2 separate regions of the Homo sapiens genome follow, and region 1 is linked to region 2. A link is a loop called in an ENCODE intact Hi-C map of the cell type or tissue named here. Cell type or tissue: PC-3. All regions are shown on one strand. Each heading gives the region's core, and the rest is flanking DNA. Links, peaks and the distances in the headings are about the cores only.

Region 1 (15,240 bases), core at 5,913-13,912, 61 kb before region 2:
GCATCATTAGGTGATTTCGTTGTTGTGCAAACATCATAGACTGTACTTACACAAACCTATATGGTATACCACCTAGGCTATGTGGTATAGCCTATTACTCCAGGCTACAAACCTGTACAGCATGTTACTGTACAGAATACTGTATGCAATTGTAACATAATGGTATTTGTGTATCTAAACCTATCTAAACATAGAAAAGGCACAGTAAAATATAGTATAAAAGATAAAGAATGCTATACCTGTTGAGAGTACTTACCATGAATGGAGCTTGCAGGACTGGAAATTGCTCTGGGTGAGTCAATGAGTGAGTGGTGAGTGAATGTGAAGGCCTAGGACATTACACTACTAGAATGTTATGAACACTGTAAACTTAGGCTACACTAAATTTATTTTAAAATATTTATATTTCCCAGATCACGAGGTCAGGAGATCGAGACCATCCTGGTTAACACAACGAAACCCCATCTCTACTAAAAATACAAAAACTTAGCCAGGCATGGTGGCACGCACCTGTAGTCCCAGCTACTTGGGAGGCTGAGGCACTGAGGCAGGAGAATCGCTTGAACTCAGGAGGCGGAGGTTGCAGTGAGACGAGATCACGCCACTGCACTCCAGCCTGGGTGACGGAGCGAGATTGTCTCAAAAAAAAAAAACTGTATCGCTTCAATAATAAATTAATCTTAGCTTCAACTCTTTTACTTTATAAACTTGTAAATTTTTTTAAACTTTTTGACTCTTTTATAACACTTCGCTTAAAACACAAACACATTGTACAGCTGTACAAAACTGTTTTTCTTTATATCCTTATTCCATAAGCTTTTCTCTGTTTCAAAATTTTTATTTTATGTATTCTTTGCTATTTAAACTTTTTTGTTAAAAACTAAAACACAAATACGCACATTAGCCTAGGCCTACAGAGAGGGTCAGGATCATCAGTATCACTGTCTTCCACCTCCACATCTTATCCCACTGCAGGATCTTCAGGTGCAGTCACACACACGGAGCTGTCATCTCCTATGATATTCATATTCCAGAATGCCTTCTGGAATACCTCCTGAGGGACCTGCCCGAGGCTGTTTTACAGCTAACTTTTTTTTATATAAGTAGGAGTAGATTTTAAAATAATGATAAAATGTATAGTACAGTAAATACATAAACCAGTAACACAGTAATTTGTTATCATTATCAAGTATTGTGTACTGTATGTAATTGTCTGTGCTATACATTTTTTTCTTTTTCTTTTTCTTTCTTTTTTTTTTTTTTTTTTTTTTTTTTGAGATAGAGTCTCGCTCTGTTGCCCAGGCTGGAGTGCAGTGGTGCAATCTCAGCTCACTGCAACCTCCGCCTCCCGGGTTCAAGCAATTCTGTTTCAGCCTCCCGAGTAGCTGAGGCTACAGGTGCATGCCACCATGGCTGGCTAATTTTTGTATTTTTAGTAGAGACAGAATTTCACCATATTGGTCAGGCTGGTCTTGAACTCCTGACCTCAGGTGATCCACCCACCTCAGCCTCCCACAGTGCTGGGATTATAGGTGCGAGCCATCACACCTGGCCTGTGCTATACTATTATACAGCTGACAGCACAGTCGGTTTGTTTATACCAGTGTCATCACAAATACATAAGTAATTCATTGTGCTGTGGCATTACAATGGCTACAACATCAGTAGGTGGTAGGAATTTTTCAGCTCCATTATAATCTTATGGGACCACCATTGTATATGCTGTTCGTCGTTAAGGAAAATGTTGCTATATTGCACATGACTGTATTACTATATTACCCTATAATATATTATAAATGAAGTAATAGTAAAAAATATATGAATTAAAAACAAGTGCTGCTTGTTTTAAATTATACTTTTGTGGAAGAGCAACTCTAAAATTCTGTAAACTAGGACTATCTCCAAAGTGCCTTAGTTGTAACTTTATTTTCCTAAAAGCAGCTTATCCTTTTAAATGGGGTAAACATTCCTTCCCATTACTCAGTTTATATCTATATTGTATATTTGTCTAATTGATTTCTACTACATGCCAAGAGTTTTACTTGCTGTATTAGTCTGCTTGGCTGCCATAACAAAATACCATACCTTGAATGGCATAAATAAAAGAAATTTACTTTCTCACAGTTCTGGAGGCTGGAAAGTCCAAGATCGAGGTGCCAGCAACATAAGTTTCATTTTGAGCCCTCTTCTCTTGCCTTGTGAGTAGCTGACCTCTTGCTGTGTACTCAGACAGCCTTTTCTGTTGTAATAAGGCCCCCAATCCTATCAGATTGGAGCCCCACACTTATGATTATCCTATCAGATTAGAGCCCCACCCTTATGATTTAACTCATTTAACCTTAATTACCCCCTATCTCCAATTACAGTCATGTTGGAAGTTAGAGCTTAAACATATTATGGGGGAACACAATTCAGTCTATATCATTCCACTCTCGACCCCCAAAACTCATGTCCTTCTCACACTTATACCATCCCAACGGCCTCAAAAGAAATTAACTCATTCTAGCATCAACTTAAAATCTAAAGTCCAAAGTCTCATCTAAATAAAATTAGATGTGGGTGAGACTAGCAGTATTATTCATCTTGAGGCAAAATTTATTTTCAGCTGTGAAACTATGAAACCAGACAAGCTATGTGCTTCCAAAATATAATGGTGCTACAGGAAGAGGATAGACATTCCCATTCCAAAAGGGAGAAATTGGAAGAAATAAAGGGGTCACAGGTCCCAAGCAAGTCCAAAACCTAGCAAGGCAAACTCCATTAGCTCTTAAGGCTCAAGAATAATCCTCTTCGATTCAATATTCTGCCCTTCAGGTTCACTGGAAAAGCAGCATCACCCCCACAGCTCTGTAAGGTGGCCACATCCTTTGGCTAGGGTGATGGCCCCACCTATGTGGCTCTGTTGGATGTCAGTCTCACTTTTTGAAACCAAGGTAGAGGCAGCCTTACCCTCCAGGCCTGTGCACTTTGGGCCTATAGTAGGAATGGCAGCCCTGGTTATCTCTGAATCACCCTCAGGGTCGTTCTTCCCTTTTCTTGAAAGATAAACCATGTTTGCAGCCAAATAACTATACCATACTGTCCTGTTCTCTTTGGTCCAAACTGGTAATATTTCTGCTGCTTTTTTCCAAACTCTATTCCTGACTTCTGCTCAGATGGCTGGTTAACATCATAAGTAATCTTAAGTAGTGACAGATAGTCCAGCCACACCCTTAGTGTTGTCTCCAGAACAAGCTTCCTCATTTATTGCAATACATAAAGGCTCAGAATTTTCCAAATGTTTAAGTTCCAGTTCCCTTTTGCTTAACAATTCCTTCTTCAATTCATCTCTCTCCTTTTGTATTTTACCATAAGCAGTCAGGAGGGACTGAGCCACTCCTTCAACTTTTTGCTCAGAAATCTCCTCAGATAAAAAGTCAATTTTTTTACTCAACAAATTCCACCTTCCACAAAATACTAGAACACAGTTCAGTCAAGTTCTTTACCATTTATAACAAGGAACACCTTTCTCCCATTTTGCAGTAACATGTTGCTGATTTCCATCTGAGACCTCATCAGAATAACCTGCAACATCCATAGTTCTACCAACATTCTGTTCACAGCCGTCTATGCTTTTTTCTAGCATACACCTTAAAACTCCTCCAGCCTCTACTCATTACCTAGTTCTAAGGCCACTTCCACATTTTTAGGTATTTGTTACAGCAATACTCCTCCTCTCAGTACCAAAATCTGTATTGGTCTGTTCAGGCTGCCATAACAAGATACCATAGACAGGGTGGCTTAAACAACAGAAATTTATTTCTCACAATTCTGGAGACTGGGAAGTCCAAGATCAAGGTGCTGGTAAGGTATGTTTCATTCTGAAGCCTCTTCTCTTGGCTTGTAGACAGCCGCCTTCTTGCTGTGTGCTCATATGACCTCTTCTTTGTACATGCATTCTTCCTCTTCTCATAAGGTCACCAAATTTATCAGATTACAGCCCCATCCTTATGATCTCATTTATCATTAATTACCTCCTAGAGGTCCTATCTCCAAATACAAGCATATTGGAGGTAAGGGTTTAAACGTGTGAATTTAGGAGGATAAAAAGTTAAGTTTCTAGCACATGCATTATCTCCTTTGGACCCCACAAAAATCCTATTAGGTTTATGTTGTAATATTTATTTTATAGATGGGGAAACTGAGACTTTGAGATGTTAAGTAACCAAAATCAGTCTAGAGATTAAGAAGCAAAAATGGGATTTGAATCAGGCCCATTTGATTCTAGATCCCCAGTTCCTGATCCCCACACTGTACTGGATATAGATTATTTGTTATATTTTAGTATATATAGTAATCCTACTTAATTTGCCTAATAAAATTTTACCTCATAAAACAGTAAGGTAAACTTTATAATGAATTGTTTCAGTTTTTGAATGTGAATCAAAATCAATTGTGAATCAATTGAATGTGAATCTAAATCATTCATTTCATAAATTTTCTGATTGCTATTCTTGGGCACAAGTTTGGGTCAATAGAGATCTTTTGGTTAGGACACATGCTTTTTTTTTTTTTTTTTTTTTTTTAATGGTGTCTTGCTCTGTCACCCAGGCTGGAGTACAGTAGGGTGATCATAGCTTACTGCAGCCTTGCCCTCCTGCCTTAGCCTCCTGAGTAGCTGCCACTACAGTTGCACACTGCTGTGCCTAGCTAATTTTTTTTTTTTTTTTTTTTTTTTTTTAGTTTTTGCAGAGACAGGGTCTTGCTCTGTTGACCACGACGGTCTTGAACTCCTGGCCTCAAGCTATCCTCCCACCTAGGCCTCCCAAAGTAGTAGGATTACAGGTGTGAGCCACCACACCTAGCCAGGACATGCACTGAACTCTGGTTAAAATCAATGTGTTTACAAGCAGAGTGTCATGCTTGACTTGATGATCACATTTACCATTAACCTCCTTTGGAAATAAAAGTATTTAAATATGTGAATTAAATTAGGCTCACGCCTGTAATCCCAGCACTTTGGGTGGCTGAGGTGGGCAGATCACCTGAGGTCAGGAGTTCGAGACTAGCCTGGCCAACATGGTGAAACCCCATTTCTACTAAAAATACAAAAATTAGCCTAGCGTGGTGGTGGGCACCTGTAATCCCAGCTACTCGGGAGGCTGGAGCAGGAGAATCACTTGAACCTAGGAGGTAGAGGTTACGGTGCGCTGAGATCGCACCATTGCACTCCAGCCTGGGCGACAAGAGTGAGACTCCATCTAAAAAAAAAAATTACTATATCTTTCATCAATATGCATCAGAACTGATTACCTAAAGGGCCAAAACAAATCTGAAACACACTATTCAGATTTACTTGATTCGTGACACTGAACAAAAGGTCAATTTAACTACTGATGTGGATTATATGATGTTTTATTTTTTACGAAGGATTGCCAGAATATTTAGATCATATATAAAATAGCTTGATATATGCCTATATATAATATGCTGAATAAATATACAATATTACAATGTTAAAGTCTTTTGTCTTTTTAAACACTTGAAATCTACCTCAAAGCCCACTAACTTCAGCAAGTACTCTATGGGGAACAAGGCAAGAGCTTTGATTTCCATTTTTCACCATGGGAACTCAACATAAGCCTTTAAGTGATTTTCTTAAAGCCACATAGCAAAATGGAGATGGAAGCAGTGAAACAGCATAGGTTCTTAGTTCCATTTTCCCTATGAGAAATGATTAATGGCAATAATTCAGTATCATAAGGGTGATGTGGAGATTCATTATTTAAAATCTCAGCAACAAGATAAGCAGAATGGTAAGCAACAAGTTTTCCACTTTCTAAAACAGTGGGTCTCTAAAAAATACAATGACTCTATCTCCCTACTATCATTCAGACGCATTTAGTCAAAGTAAATGAGTCTGTTTTGAGAATTGTTTCCTAACGAATCTGATCTTATCTCACTTTCAGTTAAGTAGCAGGAACCTGAGTACCACTTCAAAACTTCGTACCTCCTTCAGTCTCTGAACAACCTGGTGTGAATGGTACATAAAACTTCTCATGATTAACTCATCTAATATTAACAATTTCCTTCTCCCCACAACCCCTCCAATTTCTGAATGAGCAAAATTGTTTCACCCCTCAAATAGGCCAGCAGTTTATATCTTTCACTTTCAAGTTACTGAAGTAACTGACCAAGGATCCCCTGTAGTCAACTCTTACTATAATATGTCATACAAGGAAGAGATCTAAAACAGTGCAACTCAAATTGCATTCCCAGGACAACAGCATCAACATCACCTGGGAGCTTGTTAGAAATGTAGACTTCCAGGCCCCACCCAGACCTGTTAAATCAGAATCTGGATTTTAGTAAGATGCCCAGGTGATTTGTATGAACATTAAAGTTACAGAAGGACTGATTAAAATGTAAAGCGAATGCCCACATCTCATTGGGAATATTGATGGCAACTTCCCTGTTGTCAACCTGGCTTCTTCCACCTGCCCAGGGCAGTTCTGTGCCACCTCCTCCGTAGTCATTCAGTCTATGCTTTAAGAATGCAATTTTATTTTAGTATAAGCTGAAGGTTTGTCAATCATTTCAGTCTTCACAGGACAGTGTTTCTGAACCATTTTTTCCTTTCTTCCCCAATAATATTTCTTAGTTTTATTTTCTATAGCTTCTATTATAAACCAGTAATTTTGTAACATAAAATTAAACTAAAATATTGAATATGCCTTTTCAAACAAAACATACTCTGTCCCTGTCCATGGAAAATCGCTATTCAAACTGGCAAGTTATATAACGAGACCTATAAAACCATACATATTTTTGACTGCATAACCTTGCTTATCTTCATACACTCCAAGGAAACAAGTCAAGAGGAAAACGCAATTTGACAAAGATTTTCATACTAGCCCTATTTTAATAGTGAAAAAAATGGAACTAACCTAAGCACCCCTAAATAAGGAATAATTGCTCAAAATAAGGGAATTGTTTTTGGGTATAACCCCAAAAGCACAGACATCAAAAGCAGAAATAGATAAATGGGATTACAACAAACTAAAAAGCTTCTGAACAGCAAAGGAAACAACAGAGTGAAGAGACAACCTACAGAATGGGAGAATATATTTGCAAACCATACATATGATAAGGAGTTAATATCCAAAATATATAAGAGACTCAAATTACTCAATAGAAAGAAAACAAATAATCCCATTTAAAAATGGGCAAAGGCAGCTACTCGGGAGTCTGAGGCAGGAGAATGGCATGAACCTGGGAGGTGGAGTTTGCAGCGAGCCAAGATCGCGCCACTGCACTCCAGCCTGGGCGACAGACCGAGACACCATTGCAAAAAAAATAAAATAAAATAAAAATGGGCAAAGGACCAGAATAGACATTTCTCAAAAGAAAATATACAAATGACCAACAGGTATGTGAAAAAATGCTCAACCTCACTAATCATCAGAAAAATGCAAATGAAACCACAATGAGATATCATTTCACACCTGTTAGGATGGTTATTATCAAAAACAAGACAACAAGAGAGGATGCAGAGAGAAGGGAACCCTTGCACACTGTTGGTGGGAATATAAATTAGTACAGCCATTATAAAAAACGGTATGAAAGTTCTTCAAAAAATTAAAGATAGAACCACCATATGATCCAGCAATCCCACTGCTGGGTATATATCAAAAGGAAATGAAATCATCATGTCAAGGAGAAATCTGCACTTTCATGTATATTGCAGCATTATTCACAATAGCCAAGACATAATGCAATCAACCTACATGTCTATCAACAGATGAATGGATAAAGAAAATATGTTGTATATACACAATGGAATACTATTCAGCCTTAAACACAAAGGAAATCTTGTCATTTGCAACAACATGGATGAATATGGAGGACAGTTTGTAAAGTGAAATAAGCTATGCGCAGAGAAACAAATACCGCGTAGTTTCAGTTATACATGGGATCTTAAAAAGTTGAACTAATACAAGCCAAGAGTAGAATGGTGGGTGGCTACCAGGGGCTCGTAGGGGCGTGCAGGGTGGGGATTGGGAAATTTGGGTCAAAGGATAAAAGATTTAGGTTAGGAGGAAAAAGTTCAAGAGATCTATTGTACAACGTGGCAACTATAGTTAAAAACAATGTATTGTATTCTTGAAAGTTGCTAAGAGAGTAGATTTTAAGTGTTCTCATCACAAAATGTAAGTATGTGAGGTAATGCATATGCTAATTATCCCAATTTAGCTATTACACATGTATACATATTTCAAAGCATCATGTCATACACAATACATATATACAATTTTGCCAGTTTAGAAATAAATATATAAATTAGGGAAAAATAAAGGAATTATAGCAGAAACAATGGTTCAAAATTACACTTTCTATGTCAAAGGTGAAGGTTTACAATGTTAATGCTGGCTGGGCACGATGGCTCACGCCTGTAATCCCAGCACTCTGGGAGGCTGAAGTGGGTGGATCACAAGGTCAGGAGTTCGAGACCAGCCTGGCCAACATGGTGAAACCCTGTCTCTACTAAAAATACAAAACAAACAAACAAAAAACTGCTGGGTGTGGTGGCACGCACCTGTAATCCCAGCCACACAGGAGGCTGAGGCAGGAGAATCGCTTGAGCCTGGAAGGCAGGGGTTGCAGTGAGCTGAGATCACACCACTGCACTCCAGGCTGGGCGACAGAGAGAGACTCCGTCTCAAAAAATATAAATAAATAAATAAACAAATAAAATCTTATGCCAAAATTCAAAAATGTTAGAGTCTTAGGTTTTCCAGAAAACTTTAAGTATGTGGACTATGTTGACATAAAATGATAGCATGTGTAATAGCAAAGACTTGGAACCAACCCAAATGTCCATCAATGATAGACTGGATTAAGAAAATGTGGCACATATACACCATGGAATACTATGCAGCCATAAAAAAGGATGAGTTCATGTCCTTTGTAGGGACATGGATGAAGCTGGAAACGATCATTCTCAGCAAACTATCGCAAGGACAGAAAACCAAACACTGCATGTTCTCACTCATAGGTGGGAATTGAACAATTAGAACACTTGGACACAGGAAGGGGAACATCACACACTGGGGCCTGTCCTGGGGTGGGGGGAGGGATAGCATTAGGAGATATACCTAATGTAAATGATGAGTTAATGGGTGCAGCACACCAACATGGCACATGTATACATATGTAACAAACCTGCACGTTGTGCACATGTACCCTAGAACTTAAAGTATTAAAAAAAACACACACAAAACAAAAAATAAAAATAAAAAAATAAAATGACAGTATGTGTAAAAAGTGGGCACAAGGGGATGCCACTCTGATTACAACTATTCAAAACTGTCTGTCCCTGTGTGTATATAAACTAGAAGTAAATTTAAACTAACGTAAATGCATTCTTGCATGTTATTTTTTCATGTAGTTATTTAAGTGACTAATTTTTTAAGAAAAACAAGCAGAATTACAATTTGGAGCCTTACAAACCTAGCCTAAGCAAATCACAACTCATAAAAATGTAATTCATTTTTTTAAATTGTTACATCCCCTTCAGGATTATATTTCCTCTGACTCCCTCCCTTAATACAGACAAACCAGCAATGTAGTGTACTTTTAACTTCCTTCCCTCATTAAAGCTTTTTTGGACTTTTTGATAATCCTAGAGTTTAAAATGTATCACCAAAAAAATCAGAACATGAATAATTGTTAAAGAACGGTGGAGTTTTATCATTGCCTTTAATTTATTTTAATTACTATAAAGCATGTGTTAATCTAGTCTCTGCTGATATTGAAATTTGTCTTTATTTCATCAAAAGTTGTCCCTAACTGTAAAAAAGTGTCCAGGTTAGAAATGGACAAGAAGCAAGAAGCAACCAACCTGACTTATTTCTTATTTTCTCAGTGGGTCAGTGTTGGGGACAGATCCTGGTTTAGAACTGACAAATCCACATCAATTCCTTTTTTATACCACGTCAAGTACTACACAAAAGAAAACATTTAGCTACATCTGACTTCTTCATGACATTTCAAATAAAGCAAGCCAGTACCTATGCCCTCTACGTCTATACGAACTAATGCTACATACAAAATTCAAGACACAACTATAATGATTTTTAACAAACGTTTCAGAACTTTTATATCCAGAGGAATAGTATCCTACACAAAGCCATTATTTTTGAGACTATACTCTGATTCAAGAGCTTTCCAAACTTACAATGGCCCAAACTTTATTCTTTCAGAGAGAATTTTAATTTTTGAAACAGTTGAAAGTCATTCAACTTCAAGTGTGATGGTAAAACTATGTGATATTTTGATGAGTCATGAAAATAAATATAACCACTTCTTCCCCTGAACTTCCATATCAAGTTTTATTTACGTATACTTATGATGTTCTAACTTTGTATTACAATTATTTATAGAGCTTTTATTCATATTAAAAAACACATATTACATGTTAACTTTACAAATATTAACTCATGTCATAATCATCATAACAACCCTGTGAGGTAAGTACTCTCATTATCACCATCTGCCGTTTTACAGGTAAGAAACCTGAGACACAGAAAGTTAAAGTAACCTGCCCAAGGGAAAATAGCTAGTTAAGGGTCAGAGCTGGGATGCACACCCAGAGATCTGGCTGGAAGATCTGGGCTCTTAACCACCATTCTGTGCTGCCCCTCTCTTATACTAGAGGGAATGTATTAACAAATTGGTCTTTAAGACAATTCCAAAAGCACAATTCTCAAAAAGGGAGGGAATCTGCTTGGACATGGAGCTAGAACTGTCCACTGAGAGAAGGAGGGCAGTGGAGGGAGCTGAAGGGAAGAGGCCAGGTGGGGAGAGCCCGAAAGAGATCAACCCAGACTCCCCCTTTGCTTAAGCTAAATGACATCTTCAGGCTAATCTTGCAACTTTAATTTTACATTGTCAACCAGAGTCAGTACTTGGCTTATTTGCCGTGAATTATCCATTCGGTGGTTTATATGTGGCAAACAATCCTAGGCTGGCTTTCAGGCTCACTTTACCACTGGATTGTATTCAGGAAATTGAAAATAATGTTGGTGGCCTAAGTTATCATGAAGATAAATGTGGCACCAAGGCACATATCCAATTGAATTCAAAAACTAAATGCAAGTTGTAATTTCTCACTAAATGAAGTTAAGTTATAATTTCAAGTTCTTTGCCACACTGTTCCCCTTTATTGCAACTGATAAACTGGAATTTTATTTCATCACTGCTCCTCCCCCATTTCTCCAGTTCAGTTGTTTGACAGGCACTTTATTCCCAGTTGTCCCTTTAAAACTTAAAGGACAAAAAGATAATTATGCATTTATCTAAAGACATACATGTCAAATGACTTCATTATGTGTCCTTGAAGCTAAAGAATTATAACAGCATTTCTTCTTCCAAATCTTCCATCAGATAAGTAGCAAACAAAGGCAGATATGTCCAGAAGGATGCCAACTATGGAAATAAACTATTTTTTGAGCTAATTATTTTAAATATTTTAAATTAGTTCTCGTCTTATCACCATCAATCCCACTGGGCAGTCAGAACTTTCCCAATGGCTGTCTACATTGAGGGTGAGAAGGGAAGAAATGTGAGAGAACATATGTACCTCAGTGAAAAGAAACTTGATGTATCTAAAAAAAACAAAGGGAATAAACTTAAAAAAAAAACTATCTGCATTAATAAGAGCATTCAGTACACTGGATAAATACAAGAACAGAACATAAAATCAGTAGCTTTCCTATGAAACAGAAAATATAGTGGAAACAGATCCCATTTATGATTTTTAAAAATCAGCATACACATTCATACACACAATAACTCGAAATAACAAAAAATGTATAAGACATACAAAAAGAAAACTATAAAACTTGATTGATGGATATAAACAAAAAAATTATAAATGGAGAGACTTATGTTATGGGAAGGGAAGACTAAATTATTTAAAGATGACAATTCATTCTTAGTTTATTAATAAATTTAATGTAACCCCAATGGTGTTTTCAAAAAAATTTTTGATACATAATAATTGTACATATTCATGGGGTACAGTGTGATGTTTCAACACATGTATGCATTGTAATAATCAAATCAGGGGATTTGAATATTTAGGATATTTATCACCTCAAACATTTATCATTTCTATATGTAAGAACATTTCAAGTACTCTCTTCTAGCTATTTCAAAATACATAAGATATTGTTAACTATAGTCACCGTACTGTGCGACTGAACACTAGAACCTATTTCTTCTATCTAACTGTCTGTTTGTACCCATTAGCCAACCTCTCTTCATCGCCTTCCACCCTTCCCAACCTCTGGTAACTATCATTTTACTCTCTATCTCCATATGATTGAGGAATCCCACTACAGGGTATCTATCAAAAGGAAAGGAAATCAATATATCAAAGGGATACTTGCGCCCATACATTTATCACAGTACTATTTACAGTAGCCAAGATATAGAAGAGTCCAGCAACAGATGAATGGATAAAGAAAATGTGCTATGCATATACAATTGAATACTATCTGGCCATTAAAAAGAATGAAATCCTGTTATTTGCAGAAATGTAAATAGAACTGGAAGTCATTATGTGAAGTGAAATAAGCCAGGCACAGAAAGACAAATATCATGTGTTCTCACTGGCATGTGAGAGCTAAAACATTTGGTCCAATGAATTTTTTTTAACTTAATAAAATGATTCTAGATTTCATTTTGAAGAACCAACAGATAAGAATAGCAAATAATTTTTAAAATATATTAAAACATTATCATACTATAGTGCTATCAGTGCAAGAATAAATGGATCAATTGAGACAAATAGATAGTCCAGAAACAGTAACTGTTATATATAAGAATTTAATATATGGTAAAGTCGGCTAGCAAATCAATGAAGAATGGAAGTTGTATTTATAAATTATATTAGGACAATTGCTAGCTATCTGGAAACAAAATCAAATTAGATCTTTTATCCACATCAAAATACAACTCCAAATGGAATTAAAGAGGTAAATGTAAACTAACAAAACCGTAATTTAAAACAAAAACTGCAGTGAAGTTTTATGACATATCTCAAGGGGAAAGGACTTTCTAGCCAAGGAAGAAATCAAACACAAAGAAAACGAGTGACGTATTTGACTACTAAAAAGTTTGATTTTTGTATGTGTCAAAAAAAGTAAGGGCAAACACCAAACTTAGAAAACATACCTTGCAACAGATCAAGGATTAGTATATATATAAATTTACAATGTGTTAAAAAAGTTTGATTTTTGTATGTGTCAAAAAAGTAAGGGCAAACACCAAACTTCGAAAGGATACCTTGCAATAGATCAAGGATTAGTGCACATATATATATATACACATAGAGTGTGTTTAAAAAAAGTATGATTCAACTGGTTAAATGAGAAAAATACACAAAAAGCCAAATCATGGGAGGAAATACAACAGCTTAACAACCATATAAAATGACAGTCACTAACCAAAGGAATATAAAATGTGGAAAATAAAGAGATAGAGTGTAAATATAAAATAAAGAATAACAGGCCAAATGTCAAGGGAAAATTTTCTTAACTACAATACCCACTTCTAGTGAGGGTGTGGTGAAATGGACACTGATGCATTACAGGTGAGCATGTAAATTGGAATAACCATTTAGGGAAAATATCTCATGATCATGTATATATCAAGAATCCTAAGCTGTTTATGTTTTCTGACCTAGAAATTCCACACTGGAAATTCATTCTAAGGAAATAATCATAAATGCAAGGAAACTTTAATGTACTGAAATATACATCCTGATGGAATTTATAATAACAAAAATATGGAATGAGTCAAATGTCTAAAAGTAGGTGACTGGCTAAGCAAAATATGGTATACTTACTAGCTAGCTGGACTACCATGCAGCCATTAAAAATAACATCTTAAAGTTGTCTCTAAGAACATTACATATGAGTGTATTTTTTTCATATTAAGTGGGAAATGGGAAACGTATACAATTGTAAGAATACAAGAACACAATCATATTTTTAACACATGTAAATTTATATATAAATATATATAAATATATATTTATAATAATATATATAAAAATATATATTTATAATAATATATATAAAATATATATATTTATAATAATATATAAAAATATACATATTTATAATATATATATAATATATTATATCTTATATACAATATATAATATATTATATCTTATATACAATATATAATATATCTTATATACAATATATAATATATTATATCTTATATACAATATATAATATATTATATCTTATATACAATATATAATATATTATATCTTATATACAATATATAATATATTATATCTTATATACAATATATAATATATTATATCTTATATACAATATATAATATATTATATCTTATATACAATATATAATATATTATATCTTATATACAATATATAATATATTATCTTATATACAATATATAATATATTATATCTTATATACAATATATAATATATTATATCTTATATACAATATATAATATATTATCTTATATACAATATATAATATATTCTATATTATACTATATAATATAGTATATAATATACTATATATAATATAGTATATATTATATATTATATATAGTATATAATATATATTTATATATTATATATAGTATATAATATATATTTATATATTATATATAGTATATAATATATATTTATATATTATATATAGTATATAATATATATTTATATATTATATATAGTATATAATATATATTTATATATTATATATTATATAATATTATATATAATATATATTTATATATTATATATTATATAATATTATATATAATATATATTTATATATTATATATTATATAATATTATATATAATATATATTTATATATTATATATTATATAATATTATATAATATATATTTATATATTATATATTTTATATTATATATTTATATATTATATATATTAGATATTTATATATATATAAATATATAACATTTGGTGTTTGCCCTTACTTTTTTTGACGCATACAAAAATCAAACTTTTTAGTAGTCAAATACGTCACTCGTAAGAATACAATTGTAAGAGCACACGTGCTCAAAAAGCAATTCATCTTATTAAAATATAGAAGAAAATTCACCTAATTTTTAGCAATAGTCATCTTTAGGTTATAAAACTATAGATGATTTTTCTCTAATTTCTATTATCTATATGTTTC
Region 2 (18,039 bases), core at 6,225-14,224:
AAGGCAGCATTTAACATAAATATGTAAAGGTACAAGTATTGGCCACAGTGGACTGTGCCAAGGAACAACAGTGGGGACAAGCAATAGATAGACCAAGAAGCATGGGAAGAGATTAGGAAAGGGGTTATATGTGGGTAAAATGGCTTTTTAAAGCTCCTAGATACACTGAGAAATTGAGAAAACCATAAGACTAGCCAAGGATGGATACATGTACAGAAAAAGCCAGAGAAGACCCTAAGCTTTCACCTCTGGATGACCATTAGGCTCTGCACAAGCACGAAGTGAAGGCTGAGGTAGACTTGTAAGCAATGTGGCTAAGCTATGAATGAGTGCCCCAACACAGATCTAATATGTCAACACTGAGAGTAGATTTTTCTTTCTCCTGGTCTAAGCATTTAAGGAAACCCTGTCAAAATAATAACTGACCACCAAGCTAATGGACCACATACTTCAGTGATCACACACAACAAAGAATATCATCTTTACAAAATTAGTTTAGAAAAGGCACTATACAAATAAGCATAAATAAGGCAAGCAGCAACAAAAACTCAAGAGAAGTGGTGAGAATCTAATCTCCTGAGTTACCACAAAATAATGTTCAAAATGTCTAGTTTTCAACAAAAAATTATAACTTATGTCTTATGCCTGTAATTCCAGCACTTTGGGAGGCCAAAATGGGAGAATCACTTGAGGCCAGGAATTTGAGACCAGCCCACATAGCAACATAGCAAGACCCCATCTCTAATTTAAAAAAAAATAAAATAAAGTGTACAAAGAAATAGGAAAGCATGGTCTGTTATGAGGAAAATACGAGATCAACAGAAACTGTTCCTGAGGGAATCCAGGAAAATGGACTTATTAGACAAGACTTTAAATCAAGTGTGTTAAACATGCTCATGGAGCTAAAGAAAACCATGGACAAAGAACTAAAGGAAACCAAAAGAACACCATGTTACCAAATAGAGAATAAAATAATAAATCCAATAAAATAAAAGAAATTGTAAAAAAGGAACAAGATAGAAATTCTGGAGCCTAAAAGAAAAGTAACTAATACAAAAATTTCACTAGAACCATTCGACAGCAGATTTGAGCAGGCAAAAGAATGAATGACAGAAATTGAAGATAAGCCACTGAAATTATCCAGTCTGAGGAACAGAAGGAAAAAAGAATGAAAAAAAAATGAATAGAGCCTAAATGACATGTGGGACATCATCCAGTATGTCAACTTAGGCATAATAGGAGTCTCAGAAGGAGAAAATAGAAAGAAATTAACAGGCTGGGCACGGTGGCTCATGCCTGTAATGCCAGCACTTTGGGAGGCCAAGGCAGGTGAATCGCTTGAGCCCAGGAGTTTGAGACCAGCCCGTGCAACATGATGAAACTCTGTCTCTACAACAAAATAATAATAATAATAATAATAATAATAATAATTAGCCAGTCTCATAACCCACTCTCAAAATAAATAAATACATTAAAATTTTAAAAAACAGAAATGAACAGAAAGAAAGTTTGAAGAAATAATGGCCCCAAGTCCCCAAATTAGATGAAATATATGAATCTAAACATCCAAGAAACTCAATTTATATCTAGTAGGATAAACTCAGTAAAACATTTAAACTCACCAAAACACTTAATAATCAAATTGTTGAAAGACAAAGAGAAAATCTTGAAATCACCAAGAAGTGATTCATTACACACAAAGGATCCTCAAAAAGATTAACGGCCAATTTCACTTCAGAAACCATAAAGCCCAGAACGCAGTACTATGAAATATTTAAAGTGCTGCTGAAAGAAAAAAATAACTTGTCAATCAATAATTCTGTATTTGGCAAAAGTATCCTTCAAAAATGAAGTAGAAATTAAGATATTCTCAGATACGCAAAAGCTGAGGAAGTTCATTGCTTGTATCCCTGTCCTATAAGAAATACTAAAACGAGTTCTTTAGCCTGAAATGAAAGCACACACTGGACAGTAACTTGAAGCCCTATGAAGAAATAAAGAATACTGGTAAATGTCACTACATAGGTAAATATAGAATACATATATTAAAAAAGCATGTTGTACACCTTCAATATATATAATATTTATTTCTCAATTATATGAAAATAAAGCTGGGGAGATCTAATATTATTGTATTTTTGGTTTGTAATGCCTCTTTTTTACCTATGTGATTTAAAAGACAAATGCATAAAACAATAACTATAAATCTATGCTAATGTGCACACAATGTATAAGATGTAATTTGTGACACGATTTGCATAAAGAGGGAAGGATGGTCCTATATGGGAGCAGATATATATATTATATATATATATATACATTTTTTATATACTATTGAAGCCAGGTTAATATTAATTCAAACTTGTTTCTTATAAATTTAACATATTAATTGTTATTGTTAGGAATACTAAGAAGATAACTGAGAAATATACAGAAAAAGAAATGAGAAAGTAATCAAAATGGTACACTAAAAAAATCAACTAAACACACAAGAAGGCAGTAATGGGCCGGGCACAGTGGCTCACCCCTGTAATCCTGGCACTTTGGGAGGCCGAGGCGGGCGGATCACCTGAGATCAGGAGTTCGAGACCAACCTGACAAACATGGTAAAACCCTGTTTCTACTAAAAATGCAATAATTAGCCGGGCGTGGCGGCACGTGCCTGTAATCCCAGCTACTCAGGAGGCTGAGGCAGGGGAATCACTTGAACCCAGGAGGCAGAGGTTACAGTTAGCAGAGATGGTGCCACTGCACTCCAGCCTGGGCAACAGAGCGAAACTCTGTCTCAAAAAAAAAGAAAAAAAAGGTAGTAGTGAAGGAGTTGAGGAACAAATAAGATATAAGATGTATAGAAAACAAATAGCAAAATGACAGAAGTAAGTCCTTCCTCATCAGTAATTACACTACATGCAAAGGGATTATACTTAGCAATTAAAAGACAGGTTGGGAGAATGGAAAGAAACACATGGCCCAAACTATATGCTGTCTGTAAGAGATTTACTTTAGATGCAAAGATATAACTAGGCTGAAAGTGAAAGGATAGTAAAAGATATTCCATGCAAAAAAATATATTCCATGTAAATAGTAACCAAAAGAGAGCTCCAGTAGCTATACAAATATCAGACAAAAGAGTCTTTAAGTCAAAAATTATTATGAGACAAAAAGGGACTTTATATATTGATAAAAAGAGTCAACCTATCAATAAGGTATGACAATTATGAATGTATACGTACCTAACATCAGAGTCCCAAAATATATGAAGCAAAAATTAACAGAATGGAAGAAAAAAATAGTTGTACAATAATAAACTTTTCAATATCCCCCTTCCAATCATGGATAGAACAAGTAGACAAAAGATCGATAAAGATATAGAGGATAACACTATAAACCAACTAGACCTAACAAACCTATATAGAATAATCCATGCAAAAATAGCAGACTATATATTCTTCTCAAGTGCAAGTGGAGTATTCTCCAGAATAAACCATATGGTAGGCTACAAAATAAGTCTCAATGAATGTTAAAATATTAAAACCATACAAAATACCTCCTCTGAGTGCAATAAAATAAACTTAAAAATCAATAACACAAAAAACGTAGAAATTAAACAACACACACTCTCAAATAAACAATAGTAGATGCAAGGAAATAATAAATTTTAAGGCAGATATAAATGAAATAGTATATAAAAAACTATGAAGTAAATCAATAAAACCAAAAGTTTGCTCTTTGAAAAGATCCACAAAATGGACAAACCTTTAGCGACACTGACTAAGAAAGAAGAGAGAAAATAGAAATCACTAAAATCAGAAACGAAAGTAGGCATATGATTACCAATCATACAGGAAAGATGCTCAACATCATTAGTCATTAGGGAAATGCAAATCAAAACCACAATGAAATACCACTTCCCACCCACTAGAATGGCTACAATCAAAAAACGGAAAAGGACATGGAGAAATTAGCACCCTCACTCATTCCCTGGTGGGAAAGAAAATGGTGCATCCACTGTGAAAAACTATTTGGTTGTTCCTCAGTAACGTTGGACACAGAATTATCATATAACCCAGCAATTCCGTTTCTAGGTATACACCCAAGAGAACTAAAAACATATGTTCACACAAAAACTTGTAACAAATCTTCAGAGCAGAATTTTTTTGTAATAGCCAAAAAGTAACAACCCAAATATCCATTAGCTGATGAATGGACAAACAAGATGTGCAATAACCACCCAATAAAACATAATCCAACTACTAAAATCAATAAAGTACTGATACATGTAACAACATGGATGAACTTTGAAACAATATGCTGAGAGAAAGAAGCCAGAAACAAAAGGCCATATATTGTATTCTTCCATTTATATTAAATATTCAGAATAAGCAAGTTCATAGAGACAGAAACAGAATAGTGGTGGCTAAGGTTTGGGAAAGTGAGGAATGGGTAGTGACTGCTTTCATGGGCATGAGGTTTCCATTTCAGGTGATAAAAATGTTCTGGGGCTAAATGAAAGTGATGACTGCACACTGCAAATGTACTCAAATATCACTGACTTGAATACTCAAATGACAAATTTTATGTTGCATGCATTTTAACACAATTTTTTAAACTTTTATTTTAGGTATGGGGTTACATGGGAAGGTTTGTAACATACATAAACTCATAATGGGGGTTTGTTGTACAGATTATGTCATCATCACCCAGGAATTAAGCCCAGTACCCAATAGTTATCTTTTCTGCTCCTCTCCCTCCTCCCACCCTCCACCCTCAAGTAGACACCAGTATCTATTGTTTCCTTGTGTTCATAAATTCTCATCATTTAGCTCCCACTTATAAGTGAGAACATGCAGTATTTGGTTGCCTGTTCCTGCATCAGTTTGCTAAGGATAATGGCTTCCAGCTTCATCCATGTTCCTGCAGAGGTCATAGTCTTATTCTTTTTTATGGCTGCATAGTATTCCATGGTGTATATGTATGGCTGCATAGTATTCCATGGTGTATATGTACCACAGTTTCTTTATCCAATATGGCACTGATGGTTGATTCCATGTCTTCGCTATTGTGAATAGTGCTGCGATGAACATACACGTGCATGTGTGTTTATGGTAGAACAATTTATGCTCTTTTCGGTATATATCCAGTAATGAGATTGCTGGGTCTAATGGTAGTTCTGCTGTTAGGTCTTTGAGGAATCACCACACTGCATTCCAGAGTGGCTGAACTAATTTACACTCCCACCAATAACATATAATTGTTCCCTTTTCTCTGCAACCCCAGTAGCATCTGTTATTTTTTGACTTTTTAATAATAGCCATTCTGACCAGTGTCAGACAGTATCTCATTGTGGTTTTAATTTGCATTACTTTAATGTTCTAATGATATTGGGCATTTTTTCATATGCTTGTCAGCCACATGCATGTCTTCTTTTGAAAAATGTCTGTTCATGTCCTTTGCCTACTTTTTCATGGGTTTTTTTTTTTCTTTCAAATTTAAGTTCCTTATAGATGCTGGATATTAGACCTTTGTCAGTTGCATAGTTTGCAAATACTTTCTCCCATTCTGTAGGTTATCTGTTTACTCTGTTTATATAGTTTCTTTTGCTGTGCAGAAGTACTTTAGTTTAATTAGATCCTATTTGTCAATTTTTGCTTTTGTGGTGATTGCTTTTGGCATCTTCATCATGAAATCTTTGCCTGTTCCTATGTCCAGAATGGTATTACCTAGGTTGTCCTCCAGAGTTTTTACACTTTTGGCTTTTACATTTAAGTCTTCAATTCATCTTGAGTTGATTTTTGTGTATGATATAAGGAAGGGGTCCAGTTTCAATCTTCTGCATATAGCTGGCCAGTTATCCTGCCATGACTTCTTGAATAGGGAGTCCTTTCCCCATTGCTTGTTTTTGTCAGCTTTGTCAAAGATTAGATGGTTGTAAACGTGCAGCCTTATTTCTGGGCTCTCTGTTCTATTCCATTGGTCTACGTGTCGCTTTTGTACCAGTACCATGCTGTTTTGGTTACTGTAGCCCTGTAGAATAGTTTGAAGTCGGGAAGCATGATGTCTCCACCTTTGTTTTGGTTTTCGTTTTGTTTGTTTGTTTTTTGTGTTTTTTTTTTTTGTTGTTGTTTTTTTTTATTTTTGCTTAGGATTACCTTGGCTATTTGGGATCATTTTTGGTTCCATATGAATGTGAAAATGATTTTTTCTAGTTCTGTGAAGAATGTCATTGGTTGTTTGACAGGAATGGCATTGAATTGATAAATTGCTTTGGGTAGTATGGCCATTTTAATGATATTTTTTCTTTCTAACCATGAGCATGGAATGTTTGGCCATTTCTTTGTGTCATCTCTGATTTCTTTCAGCAGTGTTCTGTAATTCTCATTGTAGAGATCTTTCAGCTCCCTAGTTACCTGTATTCCTAGGTATTTTATACTTTTTGTGGCAATTGTGAATGGGATCACCTTCCTGATTTGGCTCTCAGCTTGGCTTCTGTTGGTGTATAGGAATGCTAGTGATTTCTGTACATTGATTTTGTATCCTGTTTGCTGAACTTGTTTATCATATCAAGGAGCTTTTAGGCTGAGACTATGGGGAATTCTAGATACAGAATCAAGTCATTTGCCAACAGTGATATTTTGACTTCCTCGCTTTCTATATGGATGTTCTTTATTCATTTCTCTTGCCTGATTGCTCTGTCCAGGACTTCCAATACTATATTGAATAAGAGTAGTGAGAGAGGGACATTGTCTTGTGCCAGCTTTCAAGGGGAATGCTTCCAGCATTTGTCCATTCAGTATGATGTTGGCTATGGATTTGTCATAGATAGCTATTATTATTTTGTGGTGTATTCCTTCAATATCTAGCTTATTGAGAGTTTTTAACATGAAGGGATATTGAATTTTATCAAAAGCCTTTTCTGCGTCTATTAAGGTAATCATGTGGTTTTTGTCTTTAGTTCTATTTATGTGATGAATCACATTTATTGATTTTCATATGTTGAACCAACCTTGCATCCCAGGGATAAAGCCTACTTGATTGTGGTAAGTGAGCTTTTAATGTGCTACTGGATTCAGTTTGCCTGTATTTTGTTGAGGATTTTTGCACTGATATTCATCAAGGATATTGGCCTAAAGTTTTCTTTTTTGTTGGTCTCTGCCAGGTTTTGGCATCAGGATGCTGCTGGCCTCATAGAATATGTTAGGGAGGAGTCCCTCCTCCTCAGTTTTTTGGAATAGTTTCAGTAGGAATGGTACCAGCTGTTCTTCGTAGAACATCTGGTAGAATTCGGCTGTATTTTTAACACAACTTTAAAAATACATGGGCAACTTAACTACACAATCAAAACTAACATTACCAGTAATGGGACAAAGTAACATCATGTGCCTCCTAATATGATGTACTGAGGACTCAACATCATTTCTATCCAAAATGCATAAATAACCCGAATTTAATCCTGAAGAAATATCAGACAAACCCAAATAAAGTGGCATTCTACAAAATAACTGGACTGTCCTCTTTTAAAGTGTTAGGTCATGAAAGGCAATGAAACACTGAGGAACTGTCACATTAAAGTAGACTTAACAACTAAATACATCATGTGGTCCTGGATTGTATTCTAGACCAGGAAAATGACATTAGTGGTCAATTGGTGAAATCTGAATAAATTCCATTGATGAAATTAGAGTGTTTTATCAATATTAATTTCCTAATTTTGATAATTGTGCTTTTGTTGTGTAAGACATTCACATATATAAGAATTCATTGTAGTATTTTACAGCATTTTTTAAGTTAGAAATTATTTCAAAAGAAAGGGTTGAAATATTTTGTTTAATTAAACAACATGAATGAGTGACCAGGAATCCACAGTATCAGGAATCTGGGCTTCTTTCATCCTGTTGTTTTATCTTACCCAAATTGTTTCCCTCATATGCATGTTCCAGGCTGGTATACCCTCACATACATCCATGTTCCAGGCAACAGGATGAAGCAGGTAAGAAGGACACAATCTGGAAATTGCAAGTGTCACTTCCACTTGTATTCCACTGGCCAGAACTTAGTTACATAGTCACACCTACCTGCAAGAAATGCCAGGACTTATCTTTATTTGCTCATCTAAAAATTAGGGGATTTGTTACTATTTTAGAAGGGGAGAATGGAAATTGAAGGGCAACTTGCAGTCTTGGTCATCTGATATAGAAAACAGTGGATTTATCTTAGGAAAGCAAGAGAGGGAAGTTCTGGTATTACAGCTGTGCAGCAGGCCTCAAGAACAACCAGACCAGATCAGAACAGGAAAACAGAGAATCTAAAAAAGGAATGTGACTTCAATGGGATAAATGGCATAGTGACAGATTTGGAAAAAAATCTCAAGATATTACAAAGTTAAATAAAGTTAGAAGAAACTGAAAATGCAAGTTTCTTGGTGTGATTAAAGGTGACTTCTACACACACACACACAAATACACACACACACACACAAAGACTATGATTACATTGGTTTGTTTAATTTCAATTTGTTTAAATTAGAACATTTAAAAGCTAGCTTTTCCCTTAACTTTTAATTTAAATTTACAAATATTATTCTACTTATTAGTCAGTCCAATTTCTAACTTAACTAAATTATCTTAAACATTTTCAGCTGCATTTGTAAATTTAATATATCTAATTTTCTTTTTAAATACTTTAAATGACCCTAGCAAGCACTAAACAACTAAACAAGTACTTAAACAATTCTAGTAAATACAATAAATGAAATGTATAAATATGGGTGAATCTTTAAGTCTGTGTGAACATTCTAATACTGCTTAGAAACTTAGAGCTTTCTTATTCTTTTCAAGATGAAAACACAAGTATAAAATCAATTACTCAGTTGGAATCATAAAACTAATCTGATAGATACTTTTATACGTCAAATTATCTTAAACATTACAAATGTTTAAAACACCACATGTACAAATTGCCTCAATGATTACAAAAACACCATTTCTGAACTTAACATGAAAGTACTGGTGTTTTCATTTTCACTTATTTAGTGATGTCTATACACAATTCTAAACTTTCCCAACATTAAAAAGCTACCCACTGTGGAAGTAATAATACTTTCTCAAAATTGGGATCACTATCACAGAGGATTTCATGTTTATTGACCAGAGCTTTTGGCTCGGACCTGAGATTCTAATACCTTCTACAATGTGGATGGAAAAGTTGAGTGCTTTTTCTAATAGTCATTATGCCAGTAGAAACCCTTATGTTCAGATTTTCCAGTGGTGTGCTCTCATAGCCCAAATACAATAAACTGAATTCAACTTATACACTACATAATTTTTCCTTCTAATTTGAGTCTACAACCCCACATCCAGGTTGCTTCACCACTTGATTGTCTGATTCTGTCTTCTTAATATTTTCTATCCTAACAGGGCTGCAATGCTTTAGATATTTAAGTAACAACAAATTGGATTTTGTATACTCTCCAATACTTCATCTGGCTTTTTTTTTTTCCAAAACTCTAATGACAAAAGAAAGGGGTAAAGGATGAGGAGATAAATAAATAAAAGCAAACTCCAGGAAAAGCTTTTAAATGTGCAGGAAAATCGTGATCCAAACATCAAGCAAACTGAAATAGAACAGGTTTTATTTGATTGATGGATTTAAGAAAATACGATAAAACACCCACATAGAGAACATCCATTTCACCTTAAGACTAGGATCCAGGCCAGGTGCAGAGGCTCACTCTTATAATCCCAGCACTTTGGAAGTCTGAGGTAGGAGGATCACTGGAACCCAGGAATTCAAAACCAGCCTGGGCAACATGGTGTATTAGTCCGTTCCCATGCTGCTATAAAGAACTACCTGAGACTGGGTAATTTACGAAGAAAAAAAGTTTCATTGACTCACAGGCTGTAAAGGAGGCATGGTTGGGGAGGCCTCAGAAAACATACAATCATGGAGGGGGGCAAAGGGGGAAGCAAGTACATCTTCACATGACTGGCAGGAGAGAGAGAACCAAGGGGGAAGTGCCACAGATCTTTAAACTGCCAGATCTTGTGAGAACTCACTCACTATGAGAACAGCAAGGGGGAAGTCCACCTCCATGATCCAATCACCTCCCACCAGGCTGCTTCTCCAACATGAGGATCACAACCTAACATGAGATTTGGGTGGGGACACGGAGCCAAACCATATCACATGGCAAATCCCCATCTCTACAAAAAATAGAAAAATTAGCCTGGCTTTGTGATGCATGCTTGTGGTCCCAGATACTCAGGAGGCTAAGATAGAAAGACCACTTGAGCCTGGGAGATAGAGGCTGCAGTGAGCCTTGATCTGCACTCCAGCCTGGGTAACAGAGTGACACATTGTCTCAGAAAAACAAACAAACAAAAAAAAAACACTAGGATCCATAGAGGATGTAATGTAATTTTAGTACACTGACTGTCTTGGCATTTCTTGACCCAACATTACATGACTCAGAATTGAATAATCATGCAAACATATATGCTGTTTTACTTGGTTTTCAAATTTTAGAGTCTACCTTATGGACAAGGCATGAAAGCCTTGGTTGTATTTGCAGGATTGTATTAGTGAGGATTTAGCCAGGAAAACTGAACCATTATGAGTATGATGGAAGAAGATATTTGTTATAGTAATAAAACTACAGTCATCCCTGGGTATATGCATGGAATTAGTTTCAGGATCCCCAGTGTATGCCAAAATCCATATATACTCAAGTTTCACAGTCAGCCCTGTAAAACCCACATACATGAAAAGTCAGCCCTCTGTATAAGTGTGTTTGACATCCCTGTGTTTGGCCGAAAATTATCCACATATAAGTGGACCCACACATTTCAGACATGTGTTATTCAAGGGTCAAACATACATAATTGGGAAAGAGGCTGGGAAAGTAAGGACCAGAGAGAGTTGGAAGATCAGAGGAAAGTCACTAAACAGCCAGACGTATCCAGTTACCAGAGTGGGAATGGAAAGGATTGCTGATAGAGAAGTCCCTGGAAAGCTGTTTCCCTCTGCATCTAGTGGTGGGTCTAGGGTAGGGTAGCCAGATTTTGCACATGCATGCATGTACACACATACTATAAGTGTATATGTACAATGTGTGTAAAATATGTATGTAAATTATATAAGTGTGAAATATGCGTAAAACCACACATATGTAAAACATATATATATATACACATATGTGTATATAGAGCATGGGCCATACTTATACTAATAAATATAGTGTATCTAAAATTCAAATTTAACTCTGTGTCCTGCATTTTATCTGGCAACCTGCAATACTAGCCTGGGTTTACTCACTCTTACTGGCAATTGGGAAGAAGAGCTGAATTCTGAATGGAGAAAAGCAAGAATAAGCTGGAATCAGCAGGCACCTCTATGTCTAGTTCTCGCTGCATGTAACAACGACCCTCAGAGAGTGAAATAGCTACTTCATTTCTGTCTTCCAAATCTTGCACAAATTTCTCTTTTGGCCAACTCTCACCTGGTGCCACGGAGGGAAGGGGATTCTGGAAAATGTAATTCCAGCTTAGCCAAACTAATAAAAATTACAAAGGATAGAAACCCATCTAATATGTTTGAATCATATGAACTGTACTGTTGGTAACCCAATAGTAGATGAGGATAATTGTTCTATATAAAACTATTTCAACTAATGAGTAGGAAATATTATAGAATTAAAATACCACAACTTTACAACCTCTGTGACTTGATAAATATAGGCATTAAGCATTAATATCTGTTCATATCACAAAAAAATAGACAACCAGACACTATTTGCCTCCCATAGTCTTGCCAAACACCACCTATAATTTTGCCAAAGAAATCAAATCTGAGTCTGATGCAGTCTCTGGATCCACCTGCCAATTTGTCAAAAACACAAAGGACAGAAAAATGTGTTGGACTCCACATAAATGTGAAATTAGCAAAACTCAGATTATGAGAAATTACAGATATTATTCTCCGAGTTCAAGAGCTAAATTGTAAAGAAGAGAAAGATCTGAAGGGTGAACTAACAGATTTTAATTAAAAATATATCAAAATGTGCAGATTTAATCAGACTATTTTTAAAACATAAGATAGTGATTACACCAAAAATCAGGATAGTGGTTCCTTAGAATGGGAATGAGGAAGTTGTAATTGGAAGGGAGAACATGGAAGGGCTTCTGGGGTAGCTGGCTAAATTCTGTTTAGTGATCTGGGTGATGGTTACAAGGATGTTTTCATACAGTCCTTCATTGAGCGATATATGTTTGTTTTGTTTATTTTCTGCATCTGTTTTTATTTACAATAAAAATTTTTTAAAAGCAATTTGGAGGAAAGAGATTATTTGGGGAAGACTTAAAATATCATTAAATATCAAGATAGATAGAGATAAGAAAACAGACAGCATCTGCAAAAACAAAACAGGGTTCTAGAAAAGGAACATTTAAACAATGAAAAATGAAGGGCTCTTAGAAATTAAAAACTGGATAGCATAAATGAATATATATATTATATATCCAAATTGTGTGTGTGTGTGTGTGTGTGTGTGTGTGTGTACTGTATTAGTCCATTCTCGCACTGCTATAAAAACTACCTGAGGCTGGGTAGTTTATAAAGAAAATAGGTTTAATTGGTTCATAGTTCCACAGGCTGTACAGGAAGCATGACTGGGGAGGCCTCAGGAAACTTATAATCATGGCAGAAGGTGAAGGGGAAGCAGGCGTGTCTTACATGGCCAGAGCAGGAGGAAGAGAGAGAAAGCGGAGTTGCTACACACTTTTAAACAGCCAGATCTCCTGGGAACTCACTCACTATCATGAGAACAGCAAGGGGGAAGTCCCCCCTCATGATCCAATCACCTCCCTGCAGGCCCCTCCTCCAACCTTGGGTATTACAATTCGACATGAGATTTGGGCAGGGACACAGATCCAAACCATATTATATACATATAATGAAACTGAAGCTGGAAAATAAAGTTGAAGAAATTAGAACAATAAAAGAAAAGGATAACTAAGTTCTGGCCAATGAGACAAGAGAGGATTAAATCTTTTGAAAAGGAAATTGGCTGTCCTCCACTCCTCATTCCTCCATCCCATTGCTGGAATAAAGTTTTGGTGATTATCTAGCTTGAACCATGTAGACATGGACAACATCCTAAGGTAAGGGTCAGCAAATTATTTCTTTAAAGGACCAGATAATAAATATTTTAGGCTTTGTGGGCAATATAGCCTCTGCCCCAACTATTCAATACTGATGCTGTAATTCAAAAGCACTCCTAGACAATATGGAAATGAATAGGAATGGCAGTGCTCCAATCGAACTTTAAACACTGAAATTTATAGTTTTCATGCATTATGAAATATTCTTCTGTTTCTTTTTTAACCACTTAAAAATATAAAGATGACTCTTAGCTCATGGCTGTAAAAAAGTCAAGTGGTAGGCAGGATTTGGCCTAAGGACTGTAGTTTGCAGAACTTTGCCTGGGGAATGTCAGAGCTATATGACACAAGGAACCTGCGTTCATGTAGAAAAGCCACCTACCTGAACTGGACTCTAGACTGTAATACATGGGAAAACTAACTCTATTTTGTTTGGACCACTGTATTTTGTAACTCTGTTATATTGACTTAGTCTAAACTCTATTACAAGGCACTCATAAATTCTCAGAGAAACTGAAGTTAAATAATTGTTAATAAGCTGTGAAAACATCTGGTAGGGAGGATGGGCAGGGTGCACATATCCCAAAACCTAGCAATTCCACTTCTAGGTAAAAACCCAGAGAATCTCTTCCATGTGTATATAAGTAGACTAGCATAAAAATGATAATTGCTGCATTGTTTGTAATAACCAAATTAGGAACCACCTAGGTGACAATCAACAGGCGAATGGATGAATAAATTGTGGCACATTCATTCAGTTGAATACTACAGAGACATTAAAATGAATTAGAACTATATGTATCAGCATGAGAACTTTCACAGACATAAGGTTGAGCAAAAGAGCTAGCTACAAAATAATAAATGCAAGATAATGCCATTTGTATAATGTTTGATAAGGGAAAACTACTAAAAATCATTCATGGATATGTATTTATTAAAAATGTATATATATATATATACACACACACATATATATGCATGAAAATGTTACATATCAAATTCAGGACAGTGGTCTTCATTAAGAATGGGAGAAGGAAATAGAATTATGAAATAGTATGGAAGGTGTTTCAACAGTATCTGAAGTGTGTTTTTTTTAATTATTGTTGTTTTTTTAGAGACAAGGTCTTGCTACATTGCCCAGCCTGGTCTTGAACACCTCACCTCAAGCTATCTTCTTGCCTTGGCCTCCCAAAGTGCTGGCGCTACAGGTGCGAGCCACTGTACCTGGTCACATTATTTGTTTTTGAAAAATCATAACAAACAAAATATAAATGCTTATTGAATGAATATGAAATTCATAAATATATATATATCAAATATCCCAATATCTGGCATATTTTCTATTTCATCTCCAGGTTTATATTCACAAAGATTTCCTGGCTAATTACTCAAGACTAGCTAACCTAAGAGTGGTAATAAATTCACTCACGGTCCTTCCTGTTTATACTTCAAACAAGGTTTCTAGCATGAATATCCAGGAATGGCAAACAGGCATTTCTCTTACTAGTAAGGTTTCCTAACACAATTAATTAATTAGGATATATGATCTGCATGACATAGACCTATAAAGGTTATAACCAGATAGCACTGCCATCAGGAACTAGTACCTCAAATGAAGGAGGGGTTGCTAGGGTCACACCTGCTCTATTTACGGTGAACTCCGGTGGATTGTTTACAGTAACAATGGATGATGAATGATAATGGTGACAGGGATGTGGAAAAAACCCAAGGTAAAGAAAACAGCAGTGAGTAGAACAGAAAAGCAACTTACTCTTGAACAAAAGCTAACTAAAATCAAAAGCTGGATTTGCTCGGTGATGTCTAGGTTTTTTAACTGCGTATTTATAGTTATTTTTTTAAACTCTACTTTTACTTAAAATTCCTATAGGAAACAATCCCAAAACACCCATCAACAAGAAACTAAGTAGACAAATTGTAGTATATTTGTAAAATGAAATACTATATGTCAATTTAAAAAATGACAGAGATGCACGATAACATGAATGAATCTCAGAAACATTATGCTGAGTGAAAGAAGGCAGATACAGAAGAGTGTATGCTGTTTGTTTCCATTTATATGAAGTTCTGTAACAGGCAAAACTAAACTATGGTAGCATAAATCGGAACAGCAGCTGTGGGTAGGGAAAGATTTACCAGAAAGGAACAAGAAAATACTGTTCATGATTGGGGTAGTGATTACATAGGCATATACATTTGTTATACATACAAAGACTTCATTAACTTACACATTTAAACCATATGCATTTTATATTACATAAATTATATATCAATAAAACTGATTAAAGAGACATCCGCACTATGTTTATTCCAGCATTATTCACAATAGCCAGGAAATTGCATCAACCTAGATGTCCAACAACAGATGAGTAGATAAAGAAAATGTGGTATATATGCACAGTGGAATACTATTAAGCCATAAAAGATAATGAAACCCTAGGGCCAGGTGCAGTGGCTCACACCTGTAATCTCAGCACTCTGGGAGGCTGAGGTGGGAGGATCACTTGAGCCCAGGAGTTCAAGAACAACCTGGGCAACATGGCAAAAACACATCTCTACAAAAAATATAAAAATTAGCCAGGCATGGAGGTGCACACTTGTAGTCACAGCTACTCAGGAGGCTGAGGCAGGAGAATCACCTGGGCTTGGGAGGTCAAGGCCACAGTGAGTTGTGATCGAGCCACTGTACTCTAGCCTGGGTAACTGAGCAACACCCTATATCACAAAAAAAAAAAAAAAAAAAGGAATGGAATCCTGTCATTCACAATGTGGATGGAACTGGAGGACATTAAGTGAAATAAACTAGGAACAGAAAGTTAAACACCACATGTGATATGGTTCGGCTCTGTGTCACCACGCAAATTTCATCTCAAACTGTAATCCCCACATGTCGAGGGAGGGGCCTGGTGGGAAGTGATTGGATCATGGGGGTGGTTTCACCCATGCTGTTCTTATGATAGTGAGTTCTCATGAGATCTGATGATTTAAAAGTGTTTGGTAGTTCCTCCCCTTTCTCTTGCCTGCTGCCACGTAAGACATGCCTTGCTTCCCTTTTGCCTCCTGCCATGATTTAAGTTTCCTGAGGTCTCCCCAGCCATGTGGAACTGTGAGTCAATTAAACCTCTTTTCTTTATAAATTACCCAGACTCAGGTGTTCTTTATAGCCGTGTGAAAACGGACTAATAAAGAAAATATTCTTGCTTGTATGGGGAAACTAAAAAAAGTTGATCTCATAGAAGGAAAAAGTAGAGCAAAGGATACTAGAGGCCAAGAAGAGTAGGCAGAAGGGAGGAAAGGGAGAGATCTCTGAAAGGATTACAAATTATAGCTAGATAGGAGAAATAAGTTCTAGTAGTCTATACCATTGTAGGATGACTACAGTTAACAATAATTTATTCTATATTTAAAAATAGCAAGAAGGAGAATATTGAATGTTCCCCACACAAAGAAATAATAAATGTTTGAGATGGTGGGATGCCAATTACCCTGATCTGATCACTATACATTATATGTATCAAAACATCACTATATACCCCATAAATATGCACAATTATTATGTATCAATTAATAATATATATAAAGGAAAAATAATGCAAGCTCTATGACAAAATAAAATAAAGCCAATTATTTAAAACACCTACAGGAAAAAAAGTATTAAAACTATTATTCTGGCCGGGCACAGTGGTTCACGCCCGTAATCCCAGAATTTTGAGAGGCCAAGGCAAGTGGATCACCTGAGGTTAGGAGTTCAAGACCAGCCTGGCCAACATGCTGAAACCCCATCTCTACTAAAATTACAAAAATGAGCCGGGTGTGATGGTCGCACCTATAATCCCAGCTACTTGGGAGGCTGAGGCATGAGAATCGCTTGAACCCGGGAGACAGAGTTTGCAGTAAGCCAATGCCACCTCACTCCAGCTTGGGCGACAGAGTGAGACTCTGTCTCAAAAACAAAACAAAAAAACAAAAAACAACTTATGATTCTGAAAACTCTTTGGCATGGAGATTGCAAATTGGTAGCCCATAGGTCAAAATTAGCCCATAGATAGGTTTTGTTTTAGACTCATTTTTCTTTCTTTTTTTTCCAACCTCAGCATCCACTAGAGGATGGACTCAATTTTTTAAAAACTGAATTAGTTGTAAACATTTGAAAATTGACATTAAAGATGTTTTGTTAATGTCCAGCTTCTCCTGAAAAATCTTGATATCTGGCAATATTGGGTCAATATTTTTGCATGACAATAACTTGCTGGTACATCCACTCTGTAAAACAAAGCAGGTATTGTCAATCTCCACAGCTCCCACCATGAGACATTGTCTTACACCAGAACCATTGAGTTATGGCAGAACAAAGTGCTACAACTAATAGAAATAGTGAAATTGGGAAGAAGGAAATGAGAGCAGGAAAGTTGGTGAGTTCTGATGTGCACATGGTGAACTTGAGGTGTGAGAAGGATATCCCATCAAAAACATTCAAGTCAGTTGGAAATTCAAAACTGAGACTTAGGAGTTGTCAAGCCCAGACATACAGAGTTGAAGCCCAAATTGAAGTAACATTTCTTGATCACCTAACATGTAATAGTAACTACTAGGAAATTTCCCAGGTGGCATGTGCATAGTCGAAGACACAGAAATGAACTCAATTACTAAGAGTGGGTAAAGAAAAGAGCAAAGGCTGAAGACAGGACCTGGGGGAAGAAATGTTCAACTTTAAGGGGTTTTAAAGAAGATGAGAATTAGGGGACCATGAGACAGGACTGGTTAGAGATGGAAGAGCAAGAAAAGAGAGTGCACAGTGCCAGAAGCCAAGAGAAGAGAGAATTTAAAGATATCAACAGTGTCAATTATTACAGAGAAAGCAAGGACC

What was found. A loop is a pair of places that touch in the nucleus more often than their neighbours do. Peaks named below come from ENCODE experiments on the same cell type or tissue, not always from the same donor. Only the 100,000 strongest peaks of a DNase experiment are listed, where the experiment ranks them.
Region 1: a loop joins it to region 2, with 1.9 times the contacts of the local background. A loop is called at or near these places in 5 of 110 quality-filtered maps.

The regions. Positions count from the first base shown.
Region 1 is chrX:124,349,926-124,365,165 of GRCh38, reverse strand. All of the region lies in intron 1 of SH2D1A (SH2 domain containing 1A), which reads right to left. Among named protein-coding and RNA genes, the nearest start is that of SH2D1A, 11 kb to the right of the region's middle. In PC-3, for the core only: no CTCF peak of the experiment used is centred there; no DNase peak of the experiment used is centred there; H3K27ac peaks cover 3,173 bases.
Region 2 is chrX:124,286,428-124,304,466 of GRCh38, reverse strand. No RefSeq gene overlaps it. Among named protein-coding and RNA genes, the nearest start is that of TEX13D, 37 kb to the left of the region's middle. In PC-3, for the core only: no CTCF peak of the experiment used is centred there; a DNase peak (open chromatin) is centred at 10,426; H3K27ac peaks cover 681 bases.